Regions from separate parts of the Homo sapiens genome. Here region 2 is linked to region 1. The links are chromatin loops, found by intact Hi-C in ENCODE. Cell type or tissue: heart left ventricle. All regions are shown on one strand. Each heading gives the region's core, and the rest is flanking DNA. Links, peaks and the distances in the headings are about the cores only.

The links. Peaks named below come from ENCODE experiments on the same cell type or tissue, not always from the same donor. Only the 100,000 strongest peaks of a DNase experiment are listed, where the experiment ranks them.
Region 2: a loop joins it to region 1, with 2.2 times the contacts of the local background. A loop is called at or near these places in 2 of 110 quality-filtered maps.

The regions. Positions count from the first base shown.
Region 1 is chr10:58,012,137-58,017,526 of GRCh38, forward strand. No RefSeq gene overlaps it. Among named protein-coding and RNA genes, the nearest start is that of IPMK, 250 kb to the right of the region's middle. In heart left ventricle, for the core only: no CTCF peak of the experiment used is centred there; no DNase peak of the experiment used is centred there.
Region 2 is chr10:57,961,828-57,967,217 of GRCh38, forward strand. No RefSeq gene overlaps it. Among named protein-coding and RNA genes, the nearest start is that of IPMK, 300 kb to the right of the region's middle. In heart left ventricle, for the core only: no CTCF peak of the experiment used is centred there; no DNase peak of the experiment used is centred there; H3K27ac peaks cover 2,549 bases.

The sequences.
Region 1 (5,390 bases), core at 175-5,174:
ATACAAGCCACAGTGGTTTGCTGCACCCATCAACCTGTCACCTATATTAGGTATTTCTCTTAATGCTATCCCTCCCCTAGCCTCCCAATCCCCCGACAGACCCTGGCTTGTGATGTTCCTCTCCCTGTGTCCATGTGTTCTCATTGTTCAACTCCCACTTATGACTGAGAACATGTAGTGTTTGGTTTTCTGTTCTTGTGTTGGTTTGCTGAGAATGATGGCTTCCAGCTTCATCCATGTCCCAGCAAAGGACATTAACTCACAACAAGGAGGCTTTTAATGGGGGAACTCAGAGAACTTGATCATTCCTGGAAGGACCCTAGAGGCCCCATCTTGCATGACATTTTTAGTATCACAGTCTCTCTCCTCCCTTACCTGCAAGGATCATGACAAACTGCTTTGAGCTGAAAATTACTGGCCAACTAAGAGAATCCCAGACTCATGTATTTTTTGCTGGATTAGTAGTATAGTTGGCTGGGTAAGGAGAGCTCATGTTGCACCTAAAAGCAGCAGCTGCTCAGCTCCCACTGATGGCTGCCATGGGGGAATATAGGTCCAGGATTGCCAGAGAGTTTGCATTTTTCAAGAGAAACCAGAGATATTGGTTTTTAATACTTCCAGTGAATAGAATTTATATACCATGCAATTCAGTCACTCAAGGTACATTCACATAGTATATTCACATAATTGTGCAACTATCACCACAATCTTATTTTATTGAAATTTTCAAGATTTAAATGTCAGTTCAAATGCATTTGAAATAAAGTACATGCCAAAAAATACATCTACTATCGATATTCAGCATGTGGGCTATTAATTAATGGCCTCTGGTATAAACAAAAAGGAAAGAATTACCATATACTTCTGGCTCTTAATGAAATTATAATCAGTAGAATTGAGTTCGCACAGAAGAAATAAATGTGTTAACTAATATTCTATTTGGAAACTTATTTATCGCATAATTTTCAATGTTTATATGCATGTAGCAAGGAAACACATGGAAAGTCTTTAATTTCATGGGTTATCTGTGTAGATTTTAAAGTGCTAAAATACAACAAAAAGTCATTTTTTGAGGATGGGAACCAAGACTGATCATTTAAACATTAACAATGCCCAATACAGCATCTGACACAGAGAAGGCATTTGCTAGATGTAGTATAACTTTACTCAGTAATTTGTGTGTAAGAAGTGGGATCATTTTCCTTTTACTAATGACCACCTGTTTTCTTTCAACAGTAATGTAAGGGAAGATATTCTGGGACTAGATGAGAAGTTATACCAGGAAACTCATAAACTCCATGATGCAGCTCCCTGTGAACAGTTCCAAAATAATACTTTCTGTGGTTAACCTAAAATATAAGAAAACTTTTCTCTTTCATCAATTCTTCATTAAACAGTACCCCAGCACTCTAAGTGCTGCTGAATCATCACATCAACAAGTACTCACTATATAAAGATAGAACGCAAGGGAATGAAAAGCTCTGGAAGCCATGAAGTCACACATTTAAAGATAGTTACTGAATAAATCTGCTCTCGCTGAACAGGCCAGCAAATCAGCCCATCGTGGTCCAGGGTTATTCGGGACTTTTTTTTTCCCCCTAGCATAGTAGAGCTGTAAGAGCATAGCCAGATCAGAGAGCAGACCCAGTTCAGTGCAAGCACAGAAGCAGGGTTAATATCCACTCTAGGTTATGGTTACCATCTGCCCCTTAAGCAGTAGGACCATTGACTTGGCCTCAAATGGACATACACTTCCAAGCCATACATAAAGCAAGTTATGCCTCCTAAAAGGAGTTAATCAAATCATTTTGATTCGCTTCAGACTGGAAAAACAAAATCCAAGTTTATCAATCCTGGTTTGGTGGCATTTCTAAGGCAAAGTTAGAACCAAAACAACCTGGCAGGGTTAGGGGATTTGGGAGTTGCAATGGACTGAATATTTGTGTGTTTGGGTGACCAAGATTAGAAAAGCCTGGTAAGGAAGGAAAGAGAACAGAGACGAAGCTAGTATTTTCATCTGAGGAATTTAGCCACTAGATCCAGCAATAAGATATTATCCAAAGCACTTTAAGAGCTGAATACATCTCAGTTCTGTAAGCTATGAATTTTTAACATTAAGGCCAAGCTAATATCCTTGGCAAAATATGACATTGATCTCTCATACTGATACCTGGTCTCAGATCACTGTCCAAAAGGGAGCAAGTAATCAATTTCCAAAAATGAAAATATCAAGGGCAGGTATCCACTCCTATTAGAAAAGCAAGTTTTAAAATATCCAATCTCATTGCCAAGTAAACATTTGTGTCACAAAAAAATTCTTAGTTGCATCAGAGGATTTATATGCAAAAAAATCTAATTACTTATATTTCAGGAAGATATTCATATTCTATATTCTAGAAATACCAACATTGTACAAGAGATTGGTCAATGGATACAAAATTACAGATAGACAGGAGGAATACATTCCAGTGTTCTATTGCCCAGTAGCGTGACTAACAATATTGTGTACATTTTTAAATAACTAGAAGAGAATTTTGAATGTTCTCACCACAAAGAAATGAGAAATATTTGAGGTAATGGATAAGCTAATTATTCTGATTAATCATTATACAATGTATACATGTATCAAAATATCACACAGTACTCATAAATATGTATAATTATCCATTAAAATAAAACACAAAGTATTATATAGTACACAAATAAAATTATAAATATGTATATGTATAAATATATTAAATATGTATATAAGAATATAGATTCTATAAATGTGTTTATTTTATAGAATATAGATATTCCATAAATACGTTTCTACTGTCAGACATTTTCCCACAATCTAACTCACTACTTTTTTTCCAGATTATTTCCTCATGCACATTCCATTGCTATGGACATTTGAAATTAAAGAAAACAAAACTTTCCACTCATTTTTGTTGTTTAACTTTTCCTTTGAAAGCTCTATATATCTAACATAGGGAGCTCAGACAGTTTTTCAACCAATAAACCATCAGCTATCAGCAAACATGAACATCTAAGCCAGTCTTTCTCCACGCTAGTTTTTACTATCTTGCCCTCTCTCTTCGTGACTTCAAAGTCTGACCAACGGGAAGAGTATGACAATTGGCCAACACTTCTAGACATCAGCATGCATTCTCCATGCCCCATCATCAAAGATATTAAGAACTCAGAAAAATCAAAGGGAAATTCCTAACGTGAGATGGACAGGAACCCTTCCCTCTCCATGATTTGGTATTTTGTGAGAAATCTCTTTCTTCCCATTTCACATTGGATCATCATCACCCTCTTGAAACTTGAGAGACAGAGAATTATTAGAAGTTTAATTTAATTTTATCCCTTAAGCCTTTTTCTTCTCCATGACACTAACATTGACAGTTTAAAGAAAATAGGTTTTGTGCAAAATTTTTTCTAGGGCAAAATTATCCACAGCTCTTAACTGAAAAGTGAATTTTATAACAATGATCATAAAACTTTGCCAAGGTTAAAACTGGCAGTGAGAAATACTTTTAGTGAGAAATACCTCAGACAGCTCAATTGCTTCAGCCCTGCAATGTCTGGGTGTGCATTTATATTCAGGATCATTTCACTTGTCCATGACATAGGTTATTTTGATCCTTAAGACCTGAAAGGGAGAAAAAGGAGGACTGGGCTCTTGCATATGCCCAATAAATTTTATCTGACCTTAGTAATGAAAATGTCAGTGGTTCTTCCAGAGCTGCTGTTTTAGTCTTTGAACTGGTGTGCTGAATTGGTATTACATTTCTGACAGATTCAATTATTCCATTTTTTCCCCTTTATTTTCTTCCAAACTGTTTGACTGTAAATAGATACAAATACGAGAGCATTAATACTCAAATTCACATAGCAGAAATCTTCTTTTTTAATTGAATACATTTTAGGTGGTCAACATGATGTTTTGGTGTACATATCCATAGTGAAATGATTTCCACAGGCAAATCAAGCAAATTAACATATCCATCAACTCACATAGTTGCCTCTGTGTGTGTGTGTGTGTGTGTGTGTGTGTGTGTGTGTGTGTGTGGTAAAAGCACGTAAAATCCATTCTCTTAGCAAATTTCCAGTACACCACACAATATTATTAACTATAGTCTCATGTTGTACATTAGATCTCTAGACTTATCCATCTTACATAACTGTAACTTTGTTCCCTTTGACTTCCATCTTCCCATTTCTCCACCCCAACACCTGGTAACCACTGCACAGTTCTACTCTGTATGTATTAAAAGTTCAAAGGTTTTTAAATTACACATATAAATGAGATTACACAGTATTTATCTTTTTGTGTCTGGCATAATGTCCTCTAGGTTCATCTATGTTTTCCTTCTTTTCTCCTTCTTTTCTGAGGCTGAATAACATTCCCTTACCACAAATTATTTATCCATTCATTTGTTGGCCAATACTTTAGTTGTTTCATATCTCGGCTACTGTGAATAATGCTGCAATGACTATGGGAGTGCAGATGTCTTTACAAGGTGGTTATTTCATTTCTTTAGGTATATATCCAGGAAAAAAAGATCTGTGTTAGATGAAGATCTTGATGGTCAAACAAAGAAGCCAAAGCCAGAAGACCTGTGGCCTTTATTCATTCACAGGTGACCTGGGAGCCTGTTAGAAATGCAGTATCATGGCACTGCCCACTCCAGGCCTACTGAACCAGAATCTGCATCAGAACAGTTCCCCAGGATTCCCCAGCTGATGCTGATTCAAATGCACATTAAAGTGTGAGAAGCACTGCTCTAAGTCACTTGATATATGCTTTTCTTTTGTCAGAATATGTAGTTTTCAACATTTAGTCAGAAAGGCATATGCGCTAAGTGGTTTTTTACAACCATGATACTAGGTTACGTAAAATCAGATTTTTATAATTGGAAAAAATTAGAGAAATTCAAGTCTAGATATCTATTTATTCATGCAAAAGGAAAACAAACAAGACAATACTCAATCTAGGTCCAGAATGGGCAAATGATTTGCTGACAACCACACAGCATTTTAATGGTAAAGAAAGAACAGGAAGCCAGGCCTGCCAATTCCTCCTGGTACTATTTCTACCATAATACTGCTTCCCACTAACCTGACCAAAAGTGGGCATTAATAACAAAAACAAAAACAAAAAAGGCTAATATTGATTAAGTACTTACTACATCTCAGGCAATTTATCACTTACTCTATATGCATTTTCTCACTTGATCTTGACAATAAAAGTATGATACAGGTAAAATTATCCTTCCCATTTTAAAGATTAGAACACCAACTCTTAAAGAGATTTTGTCTAAGACCACATGTCTAGAAATGTTTAAGTTCACTTTTTATAGGGCGTTCATGCCTCTGGCCACCATGTCATTAATGTCACA
Region 2 (5,390 bases), core at 298-5,297, 50 kb before region 1:
TACATGGAGTCTGGTATTATCCATATATCTATAAGGCAAAATTAATAAATATTTAAGAAAGAAGATGAGAATACAAAACTAATGTACTGAGAATTCTAGTTAAGATGTCTTATGATTTCAAGATACAAAGACCCATGAAGCCTAGCTTAAGTAAAAAGGAGAATATGGGAAAAAGATAAAGGGATATATCACAGACCCCAAAGGCAAAAAGTGGGGTACAACTCCATAGTGTACTAGAATTATAATAAAGTGGAAAGTTATGAGAAATTCAGACACAAACCTCCTTTCCTCTGGAACTACATGAACTCTCTTCCCTACTTCTATTTGTGTACCTATTTCATTCCTCTCTATATAAGTGAACTGACTAATTGTGTAGATATGGGGTCAGAAATAGTTACTCAGGTACTAAAACATGTCCTCCCTACTCCAGTGCCTCCAATCAATTATCAGAATCCTGTGTCACAATATGCAAATTTTCAGAGAGAAAGTCTAATATGGCCAGTTTAAGCCAACTGTCCATTGATAGTTCAAATACTTATAGCCAGCCATATAGTATGGTAATATCGTATAGAAATGGACACAAATGGATATCACTCTCAATACACCGGAAAGTTCTCAGAGAAAAAAACAGCATAAGCTAAAAAAAAGATAGAAGACAAAACATCAAACTGCTTAGGGTGCTAACTCTAGCACAACATGAATTTCAAGGCTGTCCCTGTCAGTTACTATGTGACCTTGGACAAGTCAGTTAGTCCTCTCTGTGTCACAATTTCCACATCGGTAAAACAAAAATAATCAGAGTACTTATTTCTTAGTGCTGTTTTTTGCATAAATCATATATAATACTGAGCACAGTGAAAATGGTAAATGTTCAATGAATGTTGTCTATTACTAAAACCATTATACCAAGTGTAGTAGGTAAAATCAGACCCTCTTTCCCCAAATATGACAATGTCTTAACACCCAGAATCTGTAAATGTTAGTTAGGTTACATGGCAAAGGGCAATTAAGGTTGGAGATGGAATTAAGATTACTAGTGAGTTTACATTAAATAATCCTGGATTATGTGGGTGAGTCCTTAAGAGTAGAACAGGAACTCAGAAGAGAGGGACAGAGATATGACCCTGGAAGTAAGGTCAGAGAAATGCTACATTGTTGGCTTTGAAGACGGAAAAACAGGAGCTATGAGCCAAGGAATATGAGCAACCTCTAAGAAGTGTCAACAGCAAAGAAACAGACCCTACCCAGAGCCTACAGAAAGGAATGTAGCCCGGTCAATGGCTTGATTTGAGCTCACTGAGTCCTAGGGCAGACTTTTGACCTACAGAATTGTAACATAATAATTTGTTGTTATTTAAGCTGATAAATTTGTGGTAACTTGTTATGACAGCAACGGAAAACTAATAAACTGAGATTTTTAAATCTTACTCAAATGTTGTTCAATGATCACCACAATTATAAAATTTCAAGTAAAAATAATTCATAACAATAATAATTCCTGATGTGTTAAAAAAAAAAAAAAAAAAAAGTCAGGCACAGTGGCTCACACCTGTAATCCCAGTGCTTTGGAAGGGCAAGGTGGGAGGATTGCCTGAGGCCAAGAGTTCAAGACCAGCCTGGGTGTATTAGTTCCTTTTCATGCTGCTTATAAAGACATACCTGAGGCTGGGAAGAAAAAGAGGTTTAATGGACTTATAGTTCCATACGGCTGGGGAGGCCTCATAATCATGACAGAAGACAAGGAGAAGCAAGTCACATCTTACATGAATGGCAGCAGGCAAAGAAAGAGAGAACTTTTTCAGGGGGACCCCTTTTTTTAAAACCATCAGATCTTGTGAGACTTATTCACTTGTCATGAGACCAGCACAGGAAAGACCTACCCATGATTCAATTACCTCCTACCAGGTCCCTCCCACAACATGTGGGAATTCAAGATAAGATTCTGGTGGGGGCACAGTCAAGTCATATCACTGGGCAACGTAGAAAGAACTCATTTCTACAAAAAGAAAATGAAAATACATATTTTAACAGGTGTGATGTCACACAACCATAGATCCAGCTACTCAAGAGGCTGAGGCAGAAAAATCGCTTGAGCCCAGGCATTCATGGCTTCAATGAGCTATTACTGCCTGTGCATTCCAGCCTGGTGGCAGAGTGAGACCCTGTCTCTAAAAAAAATAATAAAAATAAAAATAAAATTGTAACCTTACCAAGGCAAGCTCTCACAAAACTAGCCATGAGGTTTGTTTCTCTTCAGTGCTCACCCCTCCAATTTCCACTGGTTGCTTCCCTTCCTTTTCAGTACCTCACTCAGCACACACTATCTTCCCACTGCACCCTGGCTTTTTCCCCTTCTTAACCCTACTAGATGAGAAGGGACACCTGTCCTTGGGACTATTTCAATTTCCTAGTCCAACACACTCCCTCTATACCTAATTCCTTCAGAACCATGTTTATATCTAATATATAGTTAACCAACCAATCCATACACCCGTATTCCTGAATATTCTGCATTTAACAGCATTTTCCAGAGGAAACAGTCTTACAAGAAAGCAATAATGATCAATGCACAAACATAAGGAGTGCCATCACCATCAATATGAAGAGTATTCCGCAGGACTGTGCAGTGTACACACAGCTAGATGTGGTTTCCCTGCAAATGAGGCATAGCGGGAGTCTGTCCATGACAACAGGGAAACAATTTGAGTTGCCAGCAGTCATTTTGGCCTTCACCCAATGAAATGGCCATGGCAGCCACTCTGTCTGCATACAAGGCTGGATTGAAGAGTTAGTCAGCGGTGAGTTGTGCCTAAAGAGCTCACTGACACAGAACCACTGAGAGAGTGTGCATCCTCTCCTGGCAGGTCTTCTGAGGCCTTGAGATAATCATAGGTAAGACAGAAAGCTTCTTCCTGAAGCCATAGATGTTCCATTATTATCCTGAATAGCAACCAAAACACTTCTTGAAAATACTAAACTACTAACACAGCTTTAAAAAAAGAAAAGGGAAAGAATCAACCTGCATGAGGACAAAAACAAAGATTGTCTATTTTTTCCAGACTAAAAAATAAAGCCTAGAAAGGAAATTTTCAAAAAAATGAATAAACAAACCAATTTCTCAGGAGAATTAGCTCTTTTAGTGCCAATAAATTGCACTTAGCTCATTCTATAAATAAATTTGTGTAAGACAATAGACTTTTTACATGTACAAAGAATCTCATTATTTCTTTTCAAAAGACATTTAGAAAGCACAATATTCAAAGAATAATAGGAAAAAAAACCAGTAACATAAATTTCAACACAGATGAAAACAAAACTGTTAGTTCTGATCTCTTTCAAGATACTAGCCAAAATATTACCATCATCTGAGAAGCCAGTCTTATAGGATCGACAGATCCTTTCAATTTATTAAAACTAGGAAAAATATATTAGCTTTAGAACCCAATAAGAGAGCCACATAGCATATCTGCGGTATTTAACAAAGAGTGCTTACACACCAACATTGAGATATCAGGTAAGTATCCAAGATCCAAAGGAAACAGTGAGACCCTCCAAGGCAAGAGTAACAAGAAATAACAGTAACATTAGTGATGAAAATAAAAATTAATACAAAGTAAAAAACATGAGTGCCTTAGCTTGATTCAGAAACTGTAGGAGCAGGGTGGAACTAAAGAAGATTTAAGGGGCTCATAATCTGCAGTGAGGCAGTAGCAGGTGATAGTTTGCCTTCTCAGAGTAACCAGGGCAAAGAGTGACATCTGAGATGGAGAATAAAGTCAGGCTCGTAGCCGAAATCCAGGACATGAGGGGGGGCTTCCCACCTCCTGAGGGGGGCCTCGAATCAACTCTTGCTTAAGAAATTAATTTAAATAAATACAAAAGGCCTATATAGGACAAACACAGCCTTGTTAGCAAGAATAAATTAAGCCACTCAGTAGATCTGCAATATCTTTAATATCAGCTAGGGCAGGGATACAAAATGTCATAGAAAAGCCTGGTTTCCAAGCTGGTGGCTTGAAGATGCCAGTGAGGGAAAAGGCAAGACTCTTAGACAGAGAGAGTACACAGGAAAGAAGGAGGGAGAGAGAGCAAAAAATAATAATAATAATAATAATAATAATAACAACAAAATCTGCCTTAAGATGAGACTGCCTAATCTCAGGAAGATGCACTATTTTAGCTAGTACTAAAAAGCTGACAATATCAGCAACTTAAATGTAAATTTGCCCCAGATGAAATCAATGTCTAAAATTAAAGTATCACAAAGACTTTGAAATAGAATAAATTAAGAAATAATATATTAAATCAGAAGAAATTATCATTAATATAAAATATTACAATGCAGAAATAAATCTAGCCCATAAACAAACAGATAATTAAGATAATTGGTAAAAGAGAGAGAGAGGAAAAAATAACTGCACCCCAGAAATAAAATAGATATGCTTTGAAAGACTACACGAGACTCTTACAAATATTGAATATGTAAAAGGTCACAAACGAAATCTCAATGGGTTTTAAAAGGAAAATGATGTATGGTGTTATCATCTACAACCTTCTGATCTTTGACAAACCTGATGCAAACAAGCAATGGGGAAAGGATTCCCTGTTTAATAAATGGTGTTGGGAAAACTGGCTAGCCATATGCAGAAAACTGAAACGGGACCCCTTCCTTACAACTTATACAAAAATTAACTCAAGACAGATTAAAGACTTAAACGTAAAAGAGAAAACCATAAAAATCCTAGAAGAAAACATAGGCAATACCATTCAGGACACAGGCATGGACAAACATTTCATGTCTAAAACACCAAAAGCAATGGCAACAAAAGCCAAAATTGACAAATGGGATCTAATTAAAATAAAGAGCTTCCACATAGCAAAAGGAACTGTCATCAGAGTGAACAGACAACCTACAGAATGGGAGAAAATTTTTGCTATCTATCCATGTGACAAAGGGCTAATATCGAGAATCTACAAAGAACTTAAACACATTTGCAAGAAAAAAACAAACAACCCCATCAAAAAGTGGGCAAAGGATATGAACAAACACTTCTCAAAAGAAGACATTTATGGAGCCAATAAACATATGATAAAAAGCTCATCTTCACTGGTCATTAGAGAAATGCAGATCAAAACCACAATGAGATACAATCTCATGCCAGTTAGAATGGTGATCATTAAAAAGTCAGGAAACAACAGATGCTGGAGAGGATGTGGAGAAACAGGAACACTTTTACACTATTGGTTGAAGTGTAAATTAGTTCAAACATTGTGGAAGACAGTGTGGAGATTCCTGAAGGATCTACAACTAGAAATACCATTTGACCCAGCAACCCCATTACTGGATATACACCCAAAGGATTATAAATCATTCTACAATAAAGACACAT